Linked DNA regions of Homo sapiens: region 2 is linked to region 1. Evidence: chromatin loops called from intact Hi-C (ENCODE). Cell type or tissue: heart left ventricle. All regions are shown on one strand. Each heading gives the region's core, and the rest is flanking DNA. Links, peaks and the distances in the headings are about the cores only. Region 1 overlaps LMF2 (lipase maturation factor 2). Region 2 overlaps PPP6R2 (protein phosphatase 6 regulatory subunit 2).

Region 1 (10,692 bases), core at 2,690-10,689:
TGTGGAGCCTGGGGTGCAGGGGTAAGGCCGGGCACTGGGGGGGGTGTGGAGCCCGGGGTGCAGGGGTAAGGCCGGGCACCGGGTGGGGTGTGGAGCCCGGGGTGCAGGGGTAAGGCCGGGCACCAGGGGGGGATGTGGAGCGTGAGGAGCTGAGGAGCAGGGGTAAGGCTGGGCACTGGCGATGGGGTATGGAGCCCGGGGTGCCTCCAGCTTCTGAACATCGGGTCCTGCTGCAGCCAGTGGTGGCGGCGCCAGTGGGTGGAGGAGTTCTTCCCATCCGTGTCCCTGGGGGACCCCACGCTGGAGACGCTGCTCAGGCAGTTTGGACTACAGGTAAGGGGGTGTCAGCCAGGCTGGGGGAGGTGGCAGGGGTGACCCCAGCCTCCCGGGGTAAACCCAGTAAGCACTTCCCCAACCTCCCTCCCTCCCTCCCTCCCACAGGAGAAAAGCCCACCTCGCACCCGCAGCGCCAACAGCACCCTGGCCCAGGCCCTCCACTGGACTCGCTCTCAGCTGTCTCCCCTGGAGGCCCCCGCCCTGCTCTGGGGGCTCCTCATGGCCGTGGGGGCTGTCAGATTTGTGCAAGCCCTGCTAGCACCCTGTTCTCTCCGGTCCTCCCCGCTGGCACCAGTCAGCGGGGAGAAGCGCAGGCCAGCCTCCCAGAAAGACTCCGGAGCTGCCTCCGAACAGGCCACCGCAGCCCCCAACCCCTGCTCCAGTAGTTCGAGGACCACCCGGCGAAAGAAGTAGCTGTGTTCTCCCAGCTGCACGTCCTGAGAGGGCCAGGTCGCCGGGAGTGCTCTGGCCTCCGGCAGGACAGGACCCAGCCACTGTGCCTTAGCTGACCCTGCAGGGCCAGGCACAGGTTGGGGGGCTGCCCCTGGGGTTTGCAGGGTGCTGCATTGAGGGCTCCAGGCCCCACCCCCACGCCAGCCATGCCCCTCCCCAGGACTCCCACTATTGCCTCTGTGATTGGCCCAGGAGGAAAACACGACCAAGCTCAAGACCCTTCCCCTGCCCTGGGCTGTGGGGGTCTGAGTCTAGAGCCCCCAACCCTAGGCCCCGTGCCAGAGGGGAAGAGGCTGACTCCCAGGGGAAGAGGGGAAGCACTGTCATCTTCCACGTCATCTTCACACCAGCCCATCCTGCCCTTTAGATCTGGGCACCAATAAAGGCGTCTTTTGTGCTTGGCTGTGTGCCTGGTGCTGCTTTCCCAGGAGGCATGAGGATGGGATTGTCTCCCCTGCCCCAGGCAGTGGGCCGCCCAGAGCACAGTCAGGCTCCGCCACGGCGTGGCTCCCTGGGCACCCTCCTGCCCCGTCCTCAGCATTCTCTCTGAAGAGGCCTGGCTTGGTGTTGCCCACTGCCTGATCACAGAGGAGCCTCAGGCCTGGCACAGCCCGGTGGACCTGTCAGCTCCACACTCCAAGGTCGGTGGTGGAGCCGGTCCCTCACTTCCCTCCTGCTCCCACTTCTTGGCCTCAGGAAAGGACGGAAGGGCCAGAGTGGGCAAGGGGAGAAGGAGAGATGAGGTGGGCAGGTTAGAAGAGGCTCCTCTGCAGAGTGAGGCCAGGGGGAGGGTAGCTGGAGGCCCTGGGTTGGGACGGAGGAGGGAAGGTGCATCTGATGCCCCTGGCCTCCATCCTGGGAAGAGAACAGCAGCAGAGACAGCAGTCAGGGCACCGTCCAGGTTTCCATTTGGGGTCAGGTTATCAATCAGAGGTCACTGCCCACCCTGGAAACTCACAGCACAGCTTCCTCTGCCTCTGGCCCGTCCTCTTGGTACAGCCCCTGCCTCCTGGTCTCCTGCCAGACCCCTGGGCAGCTCCCAATGTACCCAGCTCCCTCATGTCACTGACCTCCATCTGGCCCACCCAGGCAGAGCCCTGTGCTCAAACACAGCCTGTGGCGTGAACTCTCAGATGTCTTCAAGGGGCTCCTATACATGGAATAAACAATCGAGAAGTCAGCCTTGGCTTAATAATAGGCTGGGCGCTGTGGCTCATGGCTGTAATCCCAGCACTTTGAGTGGCCGAGGTGGGTGGATCACCTGAGGTCAGGAGTTCGAGACCAGCCTGGCCAACATGGTGAAACCCAATCTCTACTAAAAATACAAAAATTAGCTGGGCATGGTGTCGGGTGCCTGTAATGCCAGCTACTCCACAGGCTGAGGCAGGAAAATCGCTTGAACCTGGGAGGCAGAGGTTGCAGGGAGCCGAGATCATGCCACTGCACTTCAGCCTAGACAACAGAGTGAGACTCCATCTCAAAAAAAAAAAGTAATATGTTTAAAACTAAAAAACCTGTTCCTAGGCTTCTTGGCTTTCTAGACAGGGTCTCACTCTGTTGCCCAGGCTGGAGCACAGTGGTGCAGTTGTGGCTCACTGCAGTCTCAGACTCCTGAGCTCAAATGATTCTCCTGCCTCAGGCTGCCATCACCACCCACACTCCCCTTGTTGCCCAGGCTGATGTTCCTGAGTTTTTTTTTTTTTGAGACGGAGTCTCGCTCTGTCACCCAGTCTGAAGTGCAGTGGCAGGATCTCGGCTCACTGCAAGCTCCACTTCCCGGGTTCGCGCCATTCTCCTGCCTCAGCCTCTCTGAGTAGCTGGGACTACAGGCGCCCGCCACCACACCTGGCTAATTTTTTGTATTTTTTTTTTAGTAGAGACGGGGTTTCACCATGTTAGCCAGGATGGTCTCGATCTCCTGACCTCGTGATCCGCCTGCCTCGGCCTCCCAAAGTGCTGGGATTACAGGTGTGAGCCACCGCGCCCGGCCTGATGTTCCTAAGCTTTCAAGCTCACTTGATGAATGCGTTCTGTGTTTTGTTTTGTGTAGCAGCTCTCTTGGTAAGCCACGTGCTACACAATTCACCCGTTCAAGTGCGCAATTCAGTGGCTTTCAGTTTATTCACAGAGTTGCACGTCTATCACCAGAGTCCATTTATTTACTTATTTAGAGATGGAGTCTCACTCTGTCACCCAGGCTGGAGTGCAGTGGCACAATCTCGGCTCACTGCAACCTCCACCTCCTGGGTTCAAGCGATTCTCCTGCCTCAACCTTGCAAGTAGCTGGGATTACAGGCGTGCACCACCACACCGGGCTAATTTTTGTAGTTTATTAGTAGAGATGGGTTTTCACTATGTTGGCCAGGCTGGTCTCGAACTCCTGACCTCAGGAGATCTGCCCACTTCGGCCTCCCAAAGTGCTGGGATTATAGGCATGAGCCACGGCGCCTGGCCCGGAGGCCATTTTAGAACCTTTCATCTCCAGAAGAAACCCCAAACCCTTTAGCCTTTGCCCTCTGACCCCTCCCTGCCAAGCCCTAAGCAACTATTCATCTACCTTCTGTCTCTGTGGATTTACCTACTCTGGATATTTCCTGTAAATTGGATCAGTAACATGGGACCTTTGTGTCTGGCTTCTTTCACTCAGCACGGTGTTTTCAAGGCCACACCCACGTCATAGCACGTATGAGCGCTGTGTTCCTTTAGGGCTGAGTCAGTCCAGTGTACGGAGGGGCCACGTTTTCCCTGTCCTTATTCATTCGTATATCGATAGACGCTTGCGTGGCTTCCGCCTTTCCTATGTGAATAGTGCTGCTGTGAACATTGGATATGCAAGCTTTTGTGTGGGATTACAGGTGCACGCTACCACACCCAGCTAATTTTTGTATTTTTAGTAGAAACGGGGTTCGCCATGTTGGCCAGGCTGGTCTTGAACTCCTGACCTCAAGTGATCCACCGCCCCCCCCCCCCCCACCATCCTGCCAAAGTGCTGGGATTACAGGTGTGAGCCACCACGCCCAGCCTATATAGAACTGATTTGATGAGAAGCTGAGTCTCTAACAGATGCAGTGACTAAGACACCATTTGGTCAAAGAACCATATAGGCTGTGCACCGGGAGGAAACACACACAGGCTGTTTCCTAGTAAAATGCAAAAAAAAAAAAAAAGGAATAAAACCACTTGCATTTGTCAAAAATAAATTTTTAAGCCGGGCATGGTGGCTCACACCTGTAATCCCAGCACTTTGGGAGGCCGAGGCGGGTGTATCTCCCAAAGTCAGGAGTTCAAGACCAGCCTGGCCAACATGGCGAGACCGTGTTTCTACTAAAAATACAAAAATTAGCCGGGCGTGGTGGCAGGCGCCTGTAATCCCAGCTACTCAGGAGGCTGAGGTAGGAGAATTGCTTGAACCCAGGAGGCAGAGGTTGTGGTGAGCCAAGATCGTGCCATTGCACTCCAGCCTGGGCAACAGGAGTGAAACTCCGTCTAAAAAAGAAAAAAAAAATTTGCATGGAGACATTTGTGGCTGCTGTGTATATTACACTCATTAGCTGGAAACTGTTTATGAGGTGATAGCTAAGTAAGGGATCCATTAGGGGAATGAGCTACTGCCTTTGTGTATAACAACTGTCGAGAAGAAATAGTTAAGTGATACAATCATAATTTTATAAAAAGAGAATCTGGGCCAGGCGCGGTGGCTCACGCCTGTAATCCCGCCACTTTGGGAGGCCGAGGCGGGCAAATCACCTGAGGTCAGGAGTTCAACACCAGCCTGGCCAACGTGGCAAGACACTGTCTCTACTAAAAGTACAAAAAAATTAGCCGGGTATGGTAGTGTGTGCCTGTAATCCTAGCTACTCGGGAGGCTAAGGCAGGAAAATCGCTTGAACCTGGGAGGCGAAGGTTGCAATGAGCCAAGATCGTGCCACACCACTCCAGCCTGGGCAACAGAGCAAGACTCCGTCTCAAGAAAAAATAAAAATAGGCCGGGTGCGGTGGCTCATACCTGTAATCCCAGCACTTTGGGAGGCCGAGGCGGGTGGATCACGAGGTCAGGAGATCGAGACCATCCTGGCTGACATGGTGAAACCCCATCTCTACTAAAAAAAATAGAAAAAATTAGCCAGGCGTGGTGGCAGGCACCTGTAGTCCCAGCTACTTGGAAGGCTGAGGCAGGAGAATGGCGTGAACCCAGGAGGTGGAGCTTGCAGTGAGCCGAGACGCCACTGCACTCCAGCCTGGGCGACAAAGCGAGACTCCGTCTCAAAAAAAAAAAAAAAAAAACAACAAACGGAGAAGTAGGTCCAGAATTTGTCAATAGTCAGTGACTTTGGAGATGGGATTTTTTTTAGTTATTTTGTGCTGATTCATATATGCACATTCCTACTTTATTATTACCCATTACATAACACATATGCTTGAATATTCAAGGAAACACACCTCTATAAGCAATATTCAAGAGTAACTACTGGGCTTGAGAATAAGTGTGTCAGAACAAATGAGATCCTATGAGAGAGAAGGCAGGAGCCAGGGAGGACGATCCCAGGGCTCGGCAGGGAGGCGGAGCCGTCAGAGGAGGGCGGCCAACCAAGGAACCACCCCCCGGAGGTTTGCAGAGGTCAGGGTCCCCGCAGGTGATTGGACTGTTGTGGAGTGTCCAGAAGACAGCGAAAGTCTCTGAGTTCACCAGATAACCCAGACCAACTGGAAACCCAGTGGTGGTTCTACAGAAAAAACTAGCACAGGATTGGCTGTGTGAGGGTGGGGTTGGCGTCTGTCTTCGCTGCAGCTCTGTCTGCAGAGCCAGCACCGTAACAGCTCACACTAGCTGCTCAGTATGTGTCTGAAAGTGAATTAATATCTAGGAAGGGATGAAGGCAGGTACTGCTCTCTGCAGAGACTTCCCGCCTGAAATGCCATAGCCCCAGACATTGGAGCTGTCCAAAACCTTGGCTTGTGGAGAATTTCCAGAAGGGGGCACTGTGGACACGGTTCAGCATCTGCCTCCCAAGGCTGGGGCTCCATGTCAAAAGAAGGTGAGACGACCAGGCACAGCGGTCACTCCTGTAATCCTAGCACTTTGGGAAGCCACAAAAGGATCACTTGAGGCCAGGGGTTCAAGACCACCTGGGCAACATAGCAAGAGCTTCTCTCTACAAAAAAAAAAATTTAAAATGTAGCCAGATGTGGTGGCCTGAACGTGTAGTCCCAGCTACTCAGGAGGCTGAGGCAGGAGGATCACTTGAGCCAGGAGTTCGAGGCTGCAGTGAGCTCTAATTGCACCCCTGCACTCCCAGCATGGCAACAGAGCAAGACCTGGTTTCTTAAAAGAAACAAAAAAAGAGATGAGATTGGGGTGTCCTGCTTCCATGCACGTGGAGGGGAGAACTGGGAACTGTGGACTGTAGGGGATCGAAGACCTTTGGATGGGAAGAGCAGCTCTCCAGAGCTGCACAAGAACCACGGGCAGAGGCCCTGGCTGGTGAGATGATTCTAGCTGTGTGGCTCGCCGAGCAGGAAAAGCAGGAACAGAGACCAGAAATGAGGCTGGGCGCAGTGGCTCATGCCTGTAATCCCAGCACTTTGGAAGGCTGAGGCGGGTGGATCACATGAAGTCAGGAGTTTGAGACCAGCCTGGCCAACGTGGTGAAACCCTGTCTCTACTAAAAATACAACAATTAGCCAGGCATGGTGGCACATGTCTGTAATCCCAGCTACTCAGGAGGCTGAGGCAGGAGAATCGCTTGAACCTGAGAGGCGCAGGTTGCAATGAGCCGAGATCGCACCACTGCACTCCAGCCTGGGTGACAGAGCGAGACGCTGTCTCAAAAAAAAATAATAAAAATAAGTAAATAAATGAAAGTTTAAAATGGCAAGAGTGGCCCAATCTAGAGAAAATGTAATTTGGGAGGGAATAGCTCTCCCTTTACTGTAGCCTTATTATTATGGTATCGACAAAGCAATGTCATATTCTAACTCTGCAGAGATAAAATTTTAAGGGGCAAAAGTCCAAGGCGGAAGTCAAAAGTTTTGCAAGGAAATCGATGAGGTTGGTGATCTGAGCTGGGCGAGGTTGGACAGGTGGGTGCCACGGTCCAGGTGTCTGACTGTCTCTGTCTGGCAAGTAAGCAGAGATCTAGAGCTGTCCTGTGAATTAAGTGGGAGATTGGACAGGGGTGCACACTTGTGTATTGAGGAGAAGGTCGTGGACAAGCTGGGGCAGAGAGCTGGCAGAGAGAATACCCAGGAAGATTTTTTTTTTTTTTTTTTTTGAGACGGAGTCTTGTTCTGTCGCCCAGGCTGGAGTGCAGTGGTGCAGTCTTGGCTCACTGCAACCTCTGTCTCCTGAGTTCAACCTATTCTCCTGCCTCAGCCTCTGGAGTAGCTTGGATTACAGGCCGTGCCACCATGCCCAGCTAATTTATTTATTTATTTTTTTAATAAAGACGGGGTTTCACCATATTGGCCAGGCTGTTCTCTAACTCCTGACCTCATATGATCCCCTCACCTCGGCCTCCCACAGTGCTGGGATTACAGGCGTGAGCCACTGCACCTGGCCAGGAAGTTTTTGTTTTTTGTGTTTTTTTGAGACAGAGTCTCGCTCTGTCCTCTAGGCTGGAGTGCAGTGGTGCAATCTCGGCTCACTGCAACCTCCGCCTCCCGGGTTCAAGCAATTCTCCTGCCTCAACCTCCTGAGTAGCTGGGACCACAGGCGCACACCACCACGCCCGGCTAATTTTTGTATTTTGTTTGTTTGTTTTGGGGACGGAGTTTCGCTCTTGTTGCCCAGGCTGGAGTACAGTTGTGCAATCTCGGCTCACTGCAACCTCCACCTCCCGGGTTCAAGCAATTCTCCTGCCTCAGCCTCCTAAGTAGCTGGGACCACAGGCGCACACCACCATGCCCAGCTAATTTTTGTATTTTGTTTGTTTGTTTTTGGGATGGAGTTTCGCCTTGTTGCCCAGGCTGGAGTGCAATGGCGCGACCTTGGCTCACCGCAACCTCCACCTCCCAGATTCAAGTGATTCTTCTGCCTCAGCCTCCCGAGTAGCTGGGATTACAGGCATGTGCCACCACGCCTGGCTAATTTTGTATTTTTAGTAGAGACAGGGTTTCTTCATGTTGGTCAGGCTGGTTTCGAATTCCTGACCTCAGGTGATCCACCCGCCTCAGCCTCCCAAAGTGGTAGGATTACAGACACGAGCCACCGTGCCCGGTCAATTTTTGTATTTTTAATAGAGGCGGGGTTTCCTCATGTTGGCCAAGATGGTCTCGATCTCTTGACCTCATGATCTGCCCACCTTGGCCCCCAAAGTGCTGGGATTATAGGCATGAGCCACCACGCCCGGCCGAAGATGCTTTTAGCAGGAGAAGGATCAAGCTTAGATGCAGGCTTGGGAAAATAGGTAACTTGACCAAAGGGAGCAACATGAGATTCCACACCTGAATTTTGTATACAGTTTATTCAGCGGATTGGGACAGGAGCAAAAATAGATTTTCTAGGAACTACGGACTCCTGTGATTGGAGGGGTAGACAAAGTACAGCAGCATCAGACAAGCCCTTGCTGAGGTGCTGGGCGAGAAATCTCAGAGGTCAGGTAGAAGGCCCCTGTATGAAGAGGGAAGGTTTGGGAGGGCAACCTGACTTGTCTTCAGAAAAAGCTGGAACTAGTTGGCTTAGTGGTCAAGAGAGACTGGGTTGAAAATGAGGAATCAGCCGGGCGCGGTGGCTCACGCCTGTCATCCCAGCACTTTGGGAGGCCGAGGCGGGCAGATCACGAGGTCAGGAGATCGAGACCATCCTGGCTAACAGGGTGAAAGCCCGTGTCTACTAAAAATACAAAAAATTAGCCAGGCGTGGTGGCGGGCGCCTGTAGTCCCAGCTGCTGGGGAGGGTGAGGCAGGAGATTCACTTGAACGCAGGAGGCAGAGGTTGCAGTGAGCTGAGATCACGCCATTGCACTCCAGCCTGGGCAACAAGAGCGAAACTCCGTCTCGAAAAAAAAAAAGAAAAAGAAAAGAAAAAAGAAAGAAAAAGAAAAATTAGAAAAATAAACTTTTCTTTCTTTCTTTCTTTTTTTTTGCGATGGAATCTCGCTCTGTTGCCAGACTGGAGTACAGTGGTGTGATCTCGGCTCACTGCAACCTCCACTTCCCTTGTTTAAGCAATTCTCTTGCCTCAGCCTCCCTAGTATCTGGGACTACAAACACGCGCCACCACGCCCAGCTAATTTTTGTATTTTTAGTAGAGATGGCGTTTCACCATGTTGGCCAGGATGGTCTTGATCTCTTGGCCTCGTGATCCACCAGCCTCGGCCTCCCAAAGTGCTGGAATTACAGGCCTGAGCCACTGCGCCTGGCCAACTTATCTATTTTCTTTTGTTGTCTGTGCTTTTGGTGTCATATCCAAGGAATTATTGCCTAATGCAATGTCAAGGAGCTTGTCTTCTGTTTTCTTCTGAAGGTTAAAGTTTTAGTTTTTTTTTTTTTTGAGACAGAGTCTCACTCTGTCGCCCAGGCTGGAATGTGGTGGCACAATCTCAGCTCACTGCAACCTCCGTCTACCAGATTCAAGCGATTCTCCTGCCTCAGCCTCCTGAGTAGCTGGGATTACAGGCAAGTGCCACCATGCTCGGCTAATTTTTGTATTTTTAGTAGAGACAGGGTTTCACCATGTTGGCCAGGCTGGTCTCAAACTCCTGACCTCAAGATCCACCTGCTTCAGCCTCCCAAAGTGCTGGCATTACAGGCGTGAGCCACCGCTCCTGGCCATTTTAGCTCTTAAGTTTAGGTCAGCCGGGCGCTGTGGCTCACGTCTATTATTCCAGCACTTTGGGAGGCCAAGGTGGGAGGATCACTTGAGCCCAGGAGTTCGACACCAGCCTGGGCAACATGGAGAAACCCTGTCTCTACAAAAAATAAAAATTAGCCAACTGTGGTGGTGTGCACCTGTAGTCCCCCTACTACTCTGGAGGCCAAGATGGGAGGATCGCTTGAGCCCAGGAGGTCGAGGCTGCAGTCAGCTGTGGCACACTTCTTCACTTCAGCCTGGGTGACAGAACAGGACCCTGTCTCAAAGCAAAAAAAGTTTAGGTCATTGATCCATTTTGATTTAATTTTTGTATGTGGTATGTGGTGTAAGGTAAGTGTCCAACTTCATTTTTCTTTTTTTTTTTTTTTGAGACAGAGTCTTACTCTTTCGCCCAGGCTGGAGTGCGGTGGCGAGATCTTGGATCACTGCAACCTCCGCCTCCCGGGTTCAAGCGATTCTCCTGCTTCAGCCTCCAGAGTAGCTGGGATTACAGGTGCCTGCCACCATGCACAGCTAATTTTTGTATTTTCAGTAAAGACAGGGTTTCACCATGTTAGCCAGGATGGCCTCAAATTCCTGACCTCAGGTGATCCACCCACCTCGGCCTCCCAAAGTGCTGGGTTTACAGGCGTGAGCCACCGTGCCCGGCCCAACTTCATTTTTCTGCATGTGAATATTCTATTTGTCCAGAACCATTCGTTTTTGCTTGTTTGTTTTTTGAGATGGAGTCTGGCTCTGTTGTCCAAGCTTGAGTGCAGTGGCGAGATCTCGGCTCACTGCAACCTCTGCCTCCCGGGCTCAGATGATTCTCCTGCCTCAGCCTCTCCAGTAGCTGGAATTACAGGCATGCACCACCATGCCCAGCTAATGTTTGTATTTTCAGTCAAGACAGGATTTCACCACGTTGGCCAGGCTGGTCTTAAACTCCTGACCTCAGGTGATGTGCCCACCTCGGCCTCCCAGAGTGCTAGGATTACAGGCGTGAGCCACCACTCCTGGCCCCATTTGTTGAAAAGATCATTCTTTCCACCATTGAATGATTCTGGCACCCTTGTTGAAAACCATTTGACCATATATTGAAGTGTTTATTT
Region 2 (16,371 bases), core at 1-8,000, 57 kb after region 1:
GCAGGAATGGGGTGGGGTTGGAACCGTGCGGGCTGCGGGCCCTGTCCACACCCCCTACCCCCACACTCAACCTGCTCACCCGTCCTTTGTCACTGTCCCCAGGGTGGCCACCATGGCTGGGGCTGCTGTGACTGCCATGATGGGCCCTAGGGGGACCGCCACGGCCAGTGCAGAAGAGACTGCTGGGGTGGGTATGGCGGGGCCAGCCTTGCTCAGTGCTGTGGTGATGGCCACAGTAGCCTCGGGGGGCACAGCCACGGCTGGGGCAGCAGTCACTTCCTTTGGCGCGGGGCAGGCAGGGCTTAACAGCCGGCTGTCAGCACACCCGACCCTGTGTGGCAAACATGGACTCCGGTTACGGGCACCCCCACCCTCAGTGCCACCCCGCCTCATGCCCAAGGACCAGCTGGACAAAAAGGTCCAGGCGGCCTGGGAGCACCATCTTTGGCCCCTCTCACTCCTGCCCTTTGTGGGGTGGCCCAGGTTGTGCCCAGCTAGGCAGCTCTGCTGCCCCAAGTTCCAAGTACTGGGACAAGCTGCCTGTCCATTGATGACCTCAAACCTCCTCCAGGCAGCACTCAGATCCTGCTCATCATCAAGCGCCTCATTCTTCAAGGACCCCAGAGCCTCCTGTGCTATGATCTCAACTTCAGCCTCACACTGGACACAGTCTGGGGAAACCTCCCAGGGGATGGGAGGGTAGAGAGGACCCTGCCGGGCATCTAAGGGGCTTGCTCTGGAGGGGGTCGGGCACCCCAAGGCCCAGCCTGGCCACGAGCAGCAGACGGGCCCCCTGGCTTCCTGCAGGGCGACGACACTGTGTCTGACTGAGGGAGGGGCACTCAGGTCAGGCGGGGGCGCGAGGAAGCTCACCTGCAGGCTGGGCCGTGACGACGGTGCAGGCAGGGCTCTAAGTGGCAAGTTTTACGCAGACAGCCCCGTGGAAAAAAACAACTTACTTTGCACAATGATATTCCCTGCTTTTCAGAGCAGTTTTTTAGGGGTTGTTTAGGAGAAGTGGGTAAAGGTTTGTTTTGGTTTTGTTTTTGCCGACAGTCAGTCTCTCTCATGCGCAGGCCGGAGTGCAGTGGCGTGATCTCGGCTCACTGGTTCAAGCGATTCTCCTGCCTCAGCCTCCCAAGTAGCTGGGACTACAGGCGCCTGCCACCACGCCTGGCTAATTTTTGTATTTTTAGTAGAGACGGGTTTTCGCCATGTTGGCCAGGCTGGTCTCGAACTCCCGACCTCAGGTGATCCACCCACCTCGGCCTCCCAAAGTGCTGGGATTACAGGCGTGAGCCACTGTGCCTGGCAGGGTAAAGACTGTTAAGAATTTCAGTGACTAGGCCAGGCGCGGTGGCTCACACCTGTAATCCCAGCACTTTGGGAGGCCGAGGCAGGCGGATCATGAGGTCAGGAGATCGAGACCATACTGGCTAACACAGTGAAACCCCGTCTCTACTAAAAATACAAAAAATTAGCCGGGCCTGGTGGTGGCGGATGCCTGTAGTCCCAGCTACTTGGGAGACTGAGGCAGGAGAATGGCGTGAACCCGGGAGGCGGAGGTTGCAGGGAGCCAAGATTGCGCCACTGCACTCCAGCCTGGGCAACAGAGCAAGACTCTGTCTCAAACAAACAAACAAAAATTTCAGTGACTAAACTTTAAGAAGGAATGAAGCCCACACAGGAACTCTGTATGACTTTCAACCCGAGGGGCTCTGGCCTGGGCTTCCCAGTGACTGCCGGCATCGGGAAACGGCCTTGGCCCCGTTTCCCGTGCTGTGCCCCCCACTTGCTGCAGATGCCCTGAAGACAGGGTGGCCAAACAAGGGGAGGAGCTGTGAGCACAGACGGGGCCTGCTGGTCAACAGGGCGGGGAGAGCCAGCCTGGTGCTGAGCTTGCAGCTTGGCTGGGGGAGATGCCCGGAGCCCCAGTACCACACAGACTCTCCAGGATTGCCGGGGGTCAGTGAGCAGGACCCTCTGAGGTGTCAGGCCTGCCCCACCTGTGGGGGAAGGGTAGTACAGGTGGGACGCATGCAGGCTGAGCTGCATTGGGCGGTGAGGCTGGGGGACACCCTCACCCCGCTCCAGGCAGGCCCTTCACAACCATGGAGCCAGGAGTGACTGGGATGCACCACCAGATGTGAAAGGCACCTTGTCCCCTCCTAGAGGAATCCAGCCCGAGGACTTCCCCACTGTTGCCTGGACCTACTGGGAGCTCAGGCCTCAGGGTCTTTGCACAGCTGTGCCGTTGCTGGGTGCGCCCTCCTCCCCACGTCAAGCCCAGTCCTACCCTCCCCCTCAGGTTTACCTGGCCCTGGCATCTACCCCAGCGGTCCTGCCCTCCTGCTAACCCACGCCCTGACCCCAGAGGCCAGAGAGGTATCTGTTTACTGAAGGATCCCAGGGACCTTCCTGTGGCCCTGGGGACGGATGGGGTTCAGCTTGCTGGAGGGGCCGGCCAGCCTCCAACCTCCTCACAGGGAGAGCCTCCCTCTCCACTCTCTCCCCAGGGATGGCTCTTGGGGGCTCAAGGGAGCCTGGGCCTCTGCCAGCCTGCAAGCTGCCTCCAACTCTCAGTCAGGATTTGGATGCCCCCAGTGCAGTCCTGAGGCCGCCGCCCCCCATCCTACTATCCTGCTTCTGAGGCGTCTCGGAATCATAGGCCTCCCGTGGAAGGGGAGCAGCAGGCGAGGTCTGCGTGAGCCCCACAGATGCCCGCTCGCCTGCCAGACTTAAAAGTCTGTGCCCCTCCCCGACCACCAGGGTACCCAGATCCCAGGCGGCTCAGCCAGGCCCAGAGCCCCAAGAGCTGGGCTGTTCTCTCCAACTGGGATCTGGGGTAGGGGCTGCTCCCCCAAGTCCCTGGGGGACTGTCTGGGACATCCAGGCCCTGTCTTCTTGTCTTAACCACTCACAACAGAGAACACGATGTTCTGTCCACGAAAGAAGGCCCCACACTTCTCCCATCTGGCCTCCACGTAAACGCGTGGGCACCACCGCCGCCTCAGCCAGCCTCTGAAGGGTCACGGGGCCATGGGGGAGGCAGTGTGGAGAAGACCCTGGCCTGGCCTCACCTCCTCTCAGGGGAGCTGAGACCTGGGGACAGAGCCTGGAAGCCACGCCCTATGCACCCGGCAGGCCCGCCCCCGCCACGCCCCACACACCTGCCGACAGCCTCCTCTGTCCTGGCCACTGTGGGCAGCGGGGGGGCCTCCCGGCCGGGACCCCTGCTCACCGCATCCATGGCACTCGCTGCCTTCTGGTCGCCATCCTCGCTGTGGGAGCCCCCAGAGGAGCTACTGTCAGAGGCCAGCAGGGGGGCCTTCCTGGTGACACACACGTTCCAGGCACATGGAGAAGCCGGGCTGACTGCAAAGTAGGAGGCCTGTGCTGTCCAGTGAGGCAGGAGGGGTCACAGGGTGCGGCCACTCCAGCCATAGGGTCCCCATACATGTGGCCCTCTCACATGCAGCCTGTTGCCTGCACACATGTGCCTGTGTGGGAGCCGCATGATGAGGCAGACAGGCTCACGCACCTGCCATGGGGTCTCCACACAAACAACCCTGTTGCCTCCCCCATGATACAGGGACACATGCCCTGGTCTCACAGGAGGACGCAGAGGCTCAGGGAGGGGCCCACTCCGCCTCGTGTGGTCCTGCCACAGCTCCTTTAAGCCCAAAGGACCCCAAAACCGGGGACACCAGTGTTGGGAGCCAGCTGTCACTCACCTGGAGCTCTCAGCCTTATCTGGGGGAGCTTCTGAGCCTGACTAGGGGGCTGGGGGCCAGGGGCTCTGATCAGGCCACAGAACAGCTTCCTGCCAACAACCCACCCACACACATCTCAATGCTGGGGTCCCAGTGCTGCTGTCCGGAATCCAGGGTGCAGACCTGAGCTGTGCCACCTACTCAGACCAGGCTCAGAGCCAGCCCAATGGCCTTGCTGCCTCCCCTCTGGGGGCCTCCCCATCTACACGTGGCTGCTCCAGTCCCATTGCTGTATCAAACCCCAATGTCACCAGAGACGTAGCAGCATGCGAGGCCCCGGCCACCTCCTCCCACTGCCCCCAAGGAGGGGGGCCAGCTGGCCTCAGGCCTTAAACTGGGCAAGGCTGGGTGCCGCCTGCACTGCTCCTACTCACAGGCTTTCTCAGGGCCTTGGCTCCGGCTGCCCTCAGCATGGCTGCATTCTGTGTCCACCGGAGAGCTGCACCTGGGCCCTGACTCGGAGCTGCATACAAGGACGAGGACAGGATCAGTCCTGGGGGACAGGTGCCTCCTGGCCCTGACAGGCACTTCCTGGCACAGCCCCCTCCTGCCAGCGCATTTGTTACCAGCAGAAAGGTTGGAAGTCAGTGAACTTGGCCCAGCCTTTCTCCTCTGGAGCTGAGGTGCCAGCTGCCCACACACTGGAACCCACGTCCCTCACCACTCCTGGGGCTGTGGGCGTTGAGTTCGCTGGCTCATCAAACACTGCCGTCCACATGGCGCCTGCTGGGGGAGAGACACAGTGGTCAGGCGTGGGCAGGCCTGGGGTGCTGCAGGCAAAGGGGAGGCAGCGCCCCTGCCCCGGGAGCCCCTCAGAGGTTGACAGGAAGATGGGGCTGCTCCAGGAGGGAGGCCCAGGCAGTGCCCGTCAGCCCCTCAAGGAGCAACAGGGGACAGCTCGAGGGTCCTGACAAGCTGCCGACACCCATGGGGCGTGTGACCTGGGGCTCAGTCAGGTGCCTGAGGGCCCCCAGGCCTCCAGCAGGACTGACACTGACAGTGTGGAGGTGATGCCACTGCCCTGTCCTACCCAGGACCGCAACCCACAGAGCCGGCAGCTCACCGAGCACCACTGGCCCCTTCCTGGCCTCGAGGATGGGGTGTCTTCCTCCTATCTGGGATGTTCCTGCTTCCCCAGGGTGTCACCCTTGCTCTGTCAGCGAAGAGCTCAGCCCCTCCTAACAGAGATCTCTGCCCCCGCCACCAAAGTCCTGAGTGCCTCAGTGCTGCCCCCAGGGCAGGGTAAGGAGAGGGGTCTCATCAGCCATGCGGCCTGTGAGGTGGACTGGCTCCTGCCATAGATGTCGGCCATGAAGGTGGCGGCCGGCCTGTGCTGCTGTGCTGGGGAGGGCGTCAGGCCTGTGCCTGACTGTGTGGGGGCTGGACGGACGATGGAGACTAGGTGGACACCACCCACCAGCCTTGGCAACGTGGCTGAGTGACCACAACTGCAAGGCAGGGGCAGGAGGCCACCTTGCGCTGGGCACAGCGCAGCACAGACCCCTACTCAGGACGGCTGGGAAATAGCTGGGGATTCAGGCTCCGGGCCACAGTGAGCCCCAAATGCCTCAGCTCCAAATGAAGCCTCCACAACACCCAGGCCGGGGTACCATGTCCTGTCCCCGATACCCACACTCCCAGCCCCTGGCGCCCAGCACCACCTTCTGAGTCACCCTCCACAGGGGGCGCTTCCTTCTTCCCGGGGGCCGGTGGGGCACCTGCCCCAGGTGCATCTCTGTGTGCTTCCAAGCTCGCCTTCCCATCCTGGCCTCCACGCTCTGGGCCATTCTTTGAGCAACTCTCTGAAGCATGGGGGGCTCCAAACCTGGGGGAGATTCAGAGTCAGATGTCTGGTGGCCCAGGACGGACGCCTAACATGGAGGGTCAGTGGCGGCCCCAGGCTCGGGGCTGAGGGTGAGCACAGATCGTCTCGAGAGAGGAGCACGAGACGCTCCAGGCCTCAGCTCTGGGCTCCTTAGGGTCACCCGCTGCATTGGGCCCCAGAGCTGGCAGGACAGGTGTGGCTGCTCTGCAAGCCAGCTAACGAACCACAGGGCGTCTGACAGGTGTTCTGGGGGCTGAACCTCCTCGGCAGAGGCTTTGTGGGGATGGGCAGGCCCCGCACCTGGGTCTGGCCATCACCCGGGCAGCACAGCGAGTGTCACTGTCCTCCCAGATGTCCTCGTCCTCATCATCATCAAAGGGCTGGATGCGGTCACTGCAGCAGGCCTCAAACAGAGCTGCGCTGGGCTGCAGAGTAAAACGCCAAGGTGAGTTTCCAGAGGGTCTGGGGGAGACAGGAGCCGCTCTCCCCATAGAGCTCCCAGAGGGGCTTAGTTCGGGATGTGGGAGCCCCGGGCTGGAGGGGAGGACGGGGAGGGGCAAGGAAAGCGACTGTTCCGAGCTCCACAGAGGGGCCTCTCCCAGCCCCACCGCACAGGCCCATGACAGACCGAGCCATGGGCATGGCCTGAGCTGCCTGGGAAAAGGGTGGCGGCACCCCACACAGCCCGGCTTGCTCACACTGTCCTCGTCAGCGTCGATGTTGAAGTTGATCTCTGCGATCCTGTCAAACGGGGCACTGCAAGAGCAAGGGGGATGGCTTCAGCGTTCCTCCAGGCCCACTGCTCATCTGGGGCCTCAGTGCTCCTCCCCCGGTGCTCATCGGGGGCCTCAGCACCCTCACACAACTGGGAACACCTGCTGTCTCCCGGGGACATCAGACGGCACTCCCGGCAAGACCTCAGGGAGCTGCCTCCACGGGAGCTCAGCAGCAGGGAGAGCCGCGCCTCGTGCAGAGTGCGCTCCAAGTAGACTCACTTGATGTTGTCGTCCTGGTCGGCAAACTCCTCATCATTGAAGCCAAACTGATCCACGAAGTTGGCTGTCATCTGCTGGATCTGGTAGTCAGAGAAGGCCTGGGAGGGAGGGAGGGAGGGAGGGACGGACAGACACCGGTCATGGAGGAGGCATCAGGCCTGGAGGCTGCTCTTTGGGAACCACAATCTCTCTAGTTGTTCGGGAGCTTCTCCTCCAGCACAAGTGGGCAGTAAACTCTGTTCAGGGCTCACGATTCTACCAAAACTCAGGCTGCGCGCTCGCTGCGGTCACATCTGAGATACGCCCCATATTCTCTGACTTTCGAGTCCATCTGCCGTGTCCTCAGTGCTCTCATCAAGGTGGAGTGACTTTGGGGTTCTCCCTTCAGACCCACCCCGCCCCATACGTGCTCGGAGACGAGCCCCCGCTCCCCTTTGCTAGTGAGATGCCATCAGACTCGTCTGGAGGACCAAGCGCAGCGCACACAGGTGCCGGGAAGGGCCCGGCAGGGTGCAGGTGCCGGCCACGCCCTCACCTGCTGAAGGGACAGCTCGTTAGGGAAAGCACCCTCAATGTCCTCGTCCTCACTTGAGGAGTGAAGGTGGTGAGTGCTCACCTAAAACACAGGCCAGATGGGGTGGGCGTGTGAGCCAGCCCAGCGCCCCAGACCCCACCCAGCCCAGCGCCCAGGACCATGCCCAGCCCAGGGCTCCCAGACCCCACCCAGCACATCACTCATCAGATCTCTGGGCCCAGGAGGCCGTGCTGTGTAAGGAGGTGCCTAGGTGAGGCCAAGGCCCCGTGACAGCCCGACCTCCATGTGCAGGGGGCAGGTTGTGGGTCTCAGGCAAAAGGAGCCCTCTGCCAACAAGCTACAGCTCCTGGAGTGGGAGGAAAGGGACCTGAGGCCAACACCGGCTCTGCACAGAGGTCCTCAGAGACCCAGCCCTGGGTGTGGCACAGGACGGGGTCTCTGTTACGGACATCAGCCCGGAGGACACACTATGCAGGGGCACCGCATAGTCAAGAGGAGCAGGCAGGCGTGCGGCCCTTGTGCCTCCCTTGGCCTCTGCCTCAGGGCAAAGGCAGGAGCGTCTGACGGCGTCCCAGCACCGTGCGTGCACCGAGGGGGCAGCCCCGAGCCTCCTCACCAGGTCCACAGTGTTCCTGCGGTTCGTCTCCGTCAGCGTCTCCTCCACGAAGCTCTCCCAGCGGCCACGGCAGTCCGCAGGGAGCCCTGCAAGGGAAGTGCTGCCTGGTGAGCCCTGGGAGACCCCGTGCAGATGGTGCAGGGCACCCGGGGGCTCCGGCAGGTGCATCCTGGGTCCGGGAGGATGGGGCGCTGCTACTGTGGTCAGCCCGTCTGAGGGCCTGAAGCAGGGGCTTTGCCGGATGAGAAAGAGGCAGCATAGCCGCGTGTCCGGAGGGGCCTGGGGCCACAGTGAGATTGAGGTGCAGCACCTGTGGGCAGGGTGGTGGGCACTTCTGCCCCTACCGAAACCCCAGTGGGCATCTGAGTTCCAAGTCTGTTGGGTGGAAGCCCATTCTGAGGAACTCCCAGAAACGCAGAAGCCGTGGAACAGAATCTGAGAAAGCAGCCAGCTTCCTTCCCCCCACCTCACAGGCCCAAACTCAGCAGCAGCCTACAGGCCTGGGCGCGTGTCCTGCCTGTTTTTCCGGGGAGGTCAGAGTCCTGGAAGGATTCACAATCTGGAGATCGTATGGAATGATCCAACAGCTTCCTGCTTGCCCCTCGCCTCCTTAAACTGCCCCTGCCCTGGGGAGCTGTCCCTGGCCTCCACCTCCACCCATCTACTTTGCCCTCCAGGATGTGGGGAAGCTCCTCCTGCCCTGCTTTTATTATTTGTGATGGCAGCCGGCAGGCCTGACCTCGCCAGGGGCTAATGGAGCCCAACCCAGGAGTCCCCTCACTATGGTCCTGGGGTGCGGGGAGGACTATCCAGAGCTTCCTCACCTTACACGGGTATAGGGAGGAGAGGCCACAGCTGGGCCCGCCTCTGCCACACATGTGCTGTGCCTGCGCCCACCTAACCCACTGCGTTCTTAAGAAACAGGCTGCAACCTGCTCCCCTGAGACTTGTGCTACGAAATCTCACACCTGAGTGAGAATGAGACTCTCCAATCACCTGAGTGCAGAGCACACAGCCAGGACAGCCTAGCCAGGCAGGGCTCCCTGAGCTGCAAGGAGCCCGGTGGCGCTAACGGCTTCTGAGTGCCAGCTCCGGAGTCACCAACTACCCCGGGAGGGACTGTCTCTTGTGCCACACGCTGACGCCTGGCAGGGTCTCCACAGAAGTCCGCCCAATAGAACTGACACATGAGACCCAGGCCCCCACGAGGAGAGATGTGATGTGTGAAGTGAGAGGACAGAGGTGGCCATGGGTCTCTCACTGTCAGTGCAGTCAGCACCTGCTGCCGGGCAGAGCTTAGTCTCAGGCGGCAGCTCCTTCGGGGTCCCGGTGCCCGCGACCAGCAGAAGGATGACCGGGTTGGGGGCTCACCTCGGATGACCTCGCTGATGTGCGTCTGCACAGGGCCCCGCTCCAGGTTCTGCACCACCGCGTTGGCGATCCGTGTGAGGTGGCCCATGTTCCCACGTCTCATGCCACCCGCTGCCCTGAAAGCAACAGGCACCATCGGGGCGGCCTCCTGGCCCCGACCTTGCCAGACCCACGACCCAGAGAGCCAAGTGGCAGAGGCCTCCAGGTTCACTTCGGAGAGCAAGTGCCCGGCCCCTGCCCAGTGTCCGCGCCCCCGGCCCTCCTCCAGGTTCACCTCCAGAGCAAATGCCCGGCCCCTGCCCAGCATCCATGCCCCCGGCCCTCCTCCAGGTTCACCTCCAGGGCAAGTGCCCGGCCCCTGCCCAGTGTCCGCGCACCCGGCCCTCCTCCAGGTTCACCTCCAGGGCAAGTGCCCGGCCCCTGCCCAGCATCCATGCCCCCGGCCCTCCTCCAGAGCAAATGCCCGGCCCCTGCCCAGCATCCATGCCCCCGGCCCTCCTCCAGGTTCACCTCCAGGGCAAATGCCCGGCCCCTGCCCAGCGTCCGCGCCCCCGGCCCTCCTCCAGGTTCACCTCCAGGGCAAATGCCCGGCCCCTGCCCAGCATCCATCCCCCGGCCCTCCTCCAGGTTCACCTCCAGAGCAAATGCCCGGCCCCTGCCCAGCGTCCGCGCCCCCGGCCCTCCTCCAGGTTCACCTCCAGGGCAAATGCCCGGCCCCTGCCCAGCATCCATGCCCCCGGCCCTCCTCCAGGTTCACCTCCAGAGCAAATGCCCGGCCCCTGCCCAGCATCCATGCCCCCGGCCCTCCTCCAGGTTCACCTCCAGGGCAAGTGCCCGGCCCCTGCCCAGCATCCATGCCCCCAGCCCTCCTCCAGGTTCACCTCCAGAGCAAATGCCCAGCCCCTGCCCAGCGTCTGCGCCCCCGGCCCTCCTCCAGGTTCACCTCCAGAGCAAATGCCCGGCCCCTGCCCAGCATCCATGCCCCCGGCCCTCCTCCAGGTTCACCTCCAGGGCAAATGCCCGGCCCCTGCCCAGCGTCCGCGCCCCCGGCCCTCCTCCAGGTTCACCTCCAGAGCAAATGCCCGGCCCCTGCCCAGCATCCATGCCCCCGGCCCTCCTCCAGGTTCACCTCCAGAGCAAATGCCCGGCCCCTGCCCAGCGTCTGCGCCCCCGGCCCTCCTCCAGGTTCACCTCCAGAGCAAATGCCCGGCCCCTGCCCAGCATCCATGCCCCCGGCCCTCCTCCAGGTTCACCTCCAGGGCAAATGCCCGGCCCCTGCCCAGCATCCATGCCCCCGGCCCTCCTCCAGGTTCACCTCCAGGGCAAATGCCTGGCCCCTGCCCAGCGTCCGCGCCCCCGGCCCTCCTCCAGGTTCACCTCCAGAGCAAATGCCCGGCCCCTGCCCAGCATCCATGCCCCCGGCCCTCCTCCAGGTTCACCTCCAGAGCAAATGCCCGGCCCCTGCCCAGCATCCATGCCCCCGGCCCTCCTCCAGGTTCACCTCCAGAGCAAATGCCCGGCCCCTGCCCAGCGTCCGCGCCCCCAGCCCTCCTCCAGGTTCACCTCCAGAGCAAATGCCCGGCCCCTGCCCAGCGTCCGCACCCCCAGCCCTCCTCCAGGTTCACCTCCAGGGCAAGTGCCCGGCCCCTGCCCAGCATCCATGCCCCCAGCCCTCCTCCAGGTTCACCTCCAGAGCAAATGCCCGGCCCCTGCCCAGCGTCCGCGCCCCCAGCCCTCCTCCAGGTTCACCTCCAGGGCAAGTGCCCGGCCCCTGCCCAGCATCCATGCCCCCGGCCCTCCTCCAGGTTCACCTCCAGAGCAAATGCCCGGCCCCTGCCCAGCGTCCGCGCCCCCTGCCCTCCTCCAGGTTCACCTCCAGAGCAAATGCCCGGCCCCTGCCCAGTGTCCGCGCCCCCTGCCCTCCTCCAGGACACTTCTGTTTGAGTAGCACCTGCCACGTGCAGCAGGCTCACCCCAACCTCACTACCAAAAGTGCCACTGAGACAGATGAGGAAACAGACACTGCTCTCACTCCATTTTACAGACAGGGAAATGGAGGCAGAAAGGCCGTGGCGTGGCCTAAGTCCCGCTGGTGGCAGCAGTGGCGCAGGAGGTGAGCCCATGCTGCCAGCTACCAAGCTCAGGCTCAGCACCCCAAGGGGAGGGTTGGGCGGGACCTCCATGCTGTACAGCCCAGCTCGGCCTCTGCTTCCCCACAGCTGCACTCAGACCCCTCCCAGCTCCCTGGAGTCCCTCCTCATATCGCCCAGAGCCAGACAGTTCCCAGCAGGACAGCAAACGGGTGGGGATGGCTCTGGGCCCACGACAATAAGCGGGACATGTGTCCTGACCAGAGGGAGCACCCATTAAGCAGAAGATGGAAAGACCAAAATAACGCGTCCCTGTGTGCGAGTGCTGACGGAGGGCCCGAGTTCCTGGGGAAGATCAGGAACGGACAGCGGACCCACAAGAGGGCAAAGCCAGGCTGGGCGGGGGCCAGAGCAGGTGCCTGGTGGGGACGGGACCGCTTCCTGTCGGCTCCCTGTGTCCCCTCCCCAAGTAGCATTTGCAGCTGTCCGCCCAGTAGAAGGGCCCCTTGCACAGCAGCCCCAGAACGTGGAGCCACGTCGCACACCCTACACTCCACCCGATCCTGCAGTCCTGCACGCAGCGTCACCAGGGCTTGGGTGAGGTGCGTCTCTGCATCCCTGACTGGCCAGGCTGGGTCCCTCCACGTCCGAGCGGCTCTTACTGCGTGTGGTCGTTGGCTTCCCAGGCCTCCAGGATCCTCTGCACCAGGCAGCACTTCTGGAACAGCTGGGGGGCGGGGCAGGGGGACAGCGTGAGTCAGGGTCTGAAGGCGGCACGCACCCCTCCACCCATCCCTGGACTGGGCAGGGCTGGCTGGCGGCCACGTCTGTGTGGACTTTGCAGGCCCTGACTGCTGCGCACGCACAGCCCCAGCCTCCGCGGTCCTCACCAAACACCAGAGGAGGGTGCGGTTCGGGGCTCATACTGCTGAGCGCCCTAAAGATGAAGCCCGAGAAAAGGACCCTCTCCCTTCTCCTCCAACTCCTGGAATTGCCCCCTGACCCCTGTCTTCCCCTGGGCCTTCTCCCCGTCTCTCCATTGCCCTCCACTTTGGCCACTCTCCTGCCCTCTTTCTCTGTGTCCGGAAGAACGACTAGGGCTGTCTGCCCTCAGCACTTTCTCTCACCTCCAGGCCCTGACACAGATCACTTCTTGTACCTGAGATGTTTTTCCTGGGCTCCACCTCACACTACGATATACCTGTGGCCTTGCTATCCGGGTGACAGTCCCTGGTTGGCCTGCATGTCCCTCAGCATCCCCTCCCCACCGTGTGGCTCCCATCACTGACACTGCTGGCTCCCTGGGCATTTATTCCCTGGGCCTCCAGCTGGAGGCCAGACTGAACTCATCTCATCCAGTGCTAACCCTTGCCAGGCCTGCACGTGGAAGGCACCAGTACCCCTGCTGAAGGCAGGTAGGAATGAGATCTGCAAGACCCACTCAAGCCCCACTGTCTACGAGCGTCTGACCAGACACCTGGGGACCCTTTTCAAAGCCCTGCCCCCGTGTCAGCTGCACAGTGAGGTCCGGCACACGTCAGCGCTGACATGGACACGGTCTGAGTGGGGCGCAGTTGGCGCTGATAAGATGGATGCTTCTTGGACTCACGTGGGTCACCATTGTGTTGTCAGGGAGGCTGGCGGCCGGCTGGGGAGTCTCCAGGCTCCGGTTCCCGTTCTCATGCGGAGGCTCCACCCTGCTCTCGGATCCGCTGGCTTCTGTCCTCTCCTCACGGGCAGCGTGGGAGAGAATAGCGGCTATGCATAGTTCCACTTGGAAGTGCAAAAAGTTATTCCAGGTGTACTTAAAGAACAAGTCCTGGGTAAACAGAGGACAGAAGACAGTTCTTAGATCGGTTTTCTCCTGCCGGCTACACCACAAAGCTGAGGGAAACCCTTCCTAAAGGTGGCGTCCTAACTCCTCACAAGTCCAGTCTCTGGGTAGCTAGGAAGGAGTTTTAAGCGTTTTCCTGAGGGTCATCTCTCTATTACGGAGCTTCTTCAAATAGCCACTGAGCACTTCTGCCTCCTGCCTGTGGGTGTCTGTTGGTCTCTGCTTCAATCTGAATCATCACCTTTCTACTTTCTGCGGGTTTATTCTTTTTTTTTTTTTTTTTTGAGACGGAGTCTTGCTTTGTCTCCCAGGCTAGAGTGCAGTGGCACGATCTCGGCTCACTGCAACCCCTGCCTCCTGGGTTCAAGTGATTCTCCTGCCTCAGCCTCCCTGGTAGCTGGGATTACAGGTGCCCACCACCATGCCCAGCTAATTTTTGTATTTTTAGTAGAGACGGGATTTTGCCATGTTGGTCAGGCTGGTCTTGAACTTCCAACCTCAGGTGATCTGCCCGCCTCCGCCTCCCAAAGTGCTGGGATGACAGGCATAAGTCACCAGGCCTGGCTTCTTTTGTCCTTCAGTTGGAAGCTCAACTCATTAATTGCAGCCTTTCTTTCCAGTCTGTCTTTAAAGGCTACATTTCCCTGTATACAATCAACTTTAACTACATTCTACACATTTTGCTAAGTAGTATTTTTATGATTCTTCAGTTCTAAGTATGTGAGAAGTTCCTTTATGATTCTGTCTTTCTCATGAATTATTGGAAGTGTGTTAGACTCTCAAGCACATGAGGATTCCACCCAGGATGGGCAGGCGTGTGCATATCGTCCACCACACAAACGTGAGACTGTGAGGGGCACATTCAGACACTCCCCAAGGGAGCCCAGACTTAACCAGCATGGGCTGAAGCCCAGAGGTGGTTCTGGCCACCTAGATACTCCCCTGGGGGACAGAGGTGGCTGAACGAGGACAGCTGCCATCTCTCACCTCCCATGTAGCTTCTTCCAGATGAGGACAGAGAGGGGGACATAGGTCTGACGCACTCGCCCCCCACTGCCGTCTCTTACATTCCAGGGCCACGGCAGCCTGTGTCCCAGACCCTCTTCTGCCTCCATGGAGAAGGAGGACTGTATGGAGAGGGGAATGGGGTGAGGTGTATATTCCACACCAGGATTCGAGCTTGGGCTCCTCGTTCCACACAGTGGGGTTGGAGCTAGAGAAAGGCAGGAGGCTCATTTGCTTCATGTTCTCCACAGAAACGTAGTCCTAAATCCTGGCTTCACCTTCTCTGCCCATGTGACCTTGAGCAACCTTGGAGGAGGCTTTCCTGTGTCACCTCATCTGTAACATGGAGTCAGACCTACCTCTCAACAAAAAGCCCGTACCAGATGGCTTTGCTGGTAAATTCTACCAAACATTTATTTTGTTGTTTGTTTTTCCTTTCCTGGCGATGAGGTCTACCAAACATTTAAAGAAGAGTTAACACTAATCCTTCTCAAACTCTTCCAAAAAACTAAGAGAGAATACTTTCTAATTCATTCTGTGAGGACAGAATTACCTCTGATACCAAAGCTGAATGAGGACACTACAAGAAAAGAAAACTACAAACCAATGTTCCTTATCAACATGGATGCAAAATACTAGCAAACCAAACTTAGCATCATATCAAAAGAATTATATACCAGGATAAAGTGGGATTTGCTCCTCAAATGCAAGGATGGATCGACGTATGAAAATCAATCAATACACCACATTAACAGGATAAAGGACGAAAGCCAAATGATCATCTCAACTCATACAAAAAAAATCTGATAAAATTCCACATACGGCCAGGTGCGGTGGCTCATGCCTGTAATCCCAACACTTTGGGAGGCCGAGGAGGGTGGATCACCTGAGGTCAGGAGTTCAAGACCAGCCTGGCCAACGTGGTGAAACCCCATCTTTACTGAAAATACAAAAATTAGCCGGGCATGGTGGCACACGCCTGTAATCCCAGCTACTTGGGAGGCTGAGGCAGGAGAATCGCCTGAGCCCAGGAGGCGGCGGTTGCCGTGAGCCAAGATCATGCCACTGCACTCCAGCCTGGGCAACAAGAGCAAAACTCTGTCTCAAAAAAAAAAAAAAATTCAACATACTTTCTTGATAGAACACTCAAACTAGGAATAGAAGGAAATATCTTCAGTATGATAAAGGCACCTATGAAAAGCCCATAGCTGACAACATATTCAATGCTGAAAGACTGAAAGCTTCTCTAAGATCAGGAGCGAGGCAAGGATGCCCACTCTCACCACTGCTATTCGGTCTTCTCTTAGCAGTCCCAGCCAGAGCAATTAGGCAAGAAAAAGAAATAAAAGGCATCCAAATGGTAAAGGCAAAAGTAAAATTATCTTTGTTCCCAAATGACATGATTTTTTTTTTTAGAATATGTATTTTTTTTTTGAGCAAGGATCTTGCTCTGTTGCCCTGGCTGAAGTACACACAGTGGCGTGATCTCGGCTCTGCAGCCCTGACCTCCCAGACTCAAGTGATCCTCCCTCTTCAGTCTCCTGAATAGCTGGGACTACAGATCTGTGCCACCACACCTGCCTAATTTTTATTCTTATTTATTTTGTAGAGACCAGGTCTCACTATGTTGCCCAGGCTGGTCTTAAACTCTTGGGTTCAAGCAATCCTCCTGTGTAGGCCTCCCAAAGTGCTGGGATTACAAACATGAGCCACCACACCTGACCTGATATGATCTTACACATAGAAAATTCTAAATATTCCAGATAAATTGCTAGAGCTAATAAATGAATTCAGCAAAGTTCTAGAATACAAAATTGACACACAAAAAAGCAGCTGCATTTCCATACACTAGCACTGAATAATCCAAAAAGGAAAGTAAGAAAACAATTTTATATATGACAGCATCCAGAAGAATTAAGTCAAGGAGATAAAAGATTTGTACACTGAAAACTACAAAACACTGCTACAAGAATTTAAAGACCTATTTAAAGTAAATGGGGCCAGGCACGGTGGCTCATGCCTATAATCCCAGCACTTTGGGAGGCCAATGTGGGCAGATCACTTGAGGTCAGGAGTTTGAGACCAACCTGGCCAACATGGTGAAACCCCATTTCTACTAAAAATATAAAAATTGGCTGGGCGTGGTGGCTCACGCCTATAATCCCAGCACTTTGGGAGGCCAAGGTGGGCGGATCACGAGGTCAGGAGATCGAGACCGTCCTGGCTAATATGGTGAAACCCTGTCTCTACTAAAAATACAAAAAATTAGCCACGCGAGGTAGCAGGCACCTGTAGTCCCAGCTACTTGGGAGGCTGAGGAAGGAGAA

The links. Peaks named below come from ENCODE experiments on the same cell type or tissue, not always from the same donor. Only the 100,000 strongest peaks of a DNase experiment are listed, where the experiment ranks them.
Region 2: it touches region 1 in a loop (3-fold over the local background); 9 of 110 quality-filtered maps call a loop at or near these places.

The regions. Positions count from the first base shown.
Region 1 is chr22:50,493,449-50,504,140 of GRCh38, reverse strand. It overlaps LMF2 (lipase maturation factor 2), which reads left to right. Exons shown (of 14, transcript NM_033200.3): 13 at 237-333; 14 at 442-1,192. The coding sequence ends at 750. Among named protein-coding and RNA genes, the nearest start is that of LMF2, 8.9 kb to the left of the region's middle. In heart left ventricle, for the core only: a CTCF peak has its summit at 5,753 (motif pointing right); no DNase peak of the experiment used is centred there.
Region 2 is chr22:50,427,826-50,444,196 of GRCh38, reverse strand. PPP6R2 (protein phosphatase 6 regulatory subunit 2) reads right to left here. Exons shown (of 24, transcript NM_001242898.2): 11 at 12,815-13,024; 12 at 11,868-11,932; 13 at 9,116-9,231; 14 at 7,745-7,830; 15 at 7,129-7,209; 16 at 6,594-6,691; 17 at 6,297-6,354; 18 at 5,899-6,023; 19 at 5,435-5,598; 20 at 4,340-4,496; 21 at 4,148-4,236; 22 at 3,171-3,375; 23 at 80-331. Among named protein-coding and RNA genes, the nearest start is that of MIR12114, 29 kb to the right of the region's middle. RefSeq lists an enhancer at 1-144. In heart left ventricle, for the core only: no CTCF peak of the experiment used is centred there; DNase peaks (open chromatin) are centred at 1,966, 2,516, 4,466, 6,226 and 3 weaker places.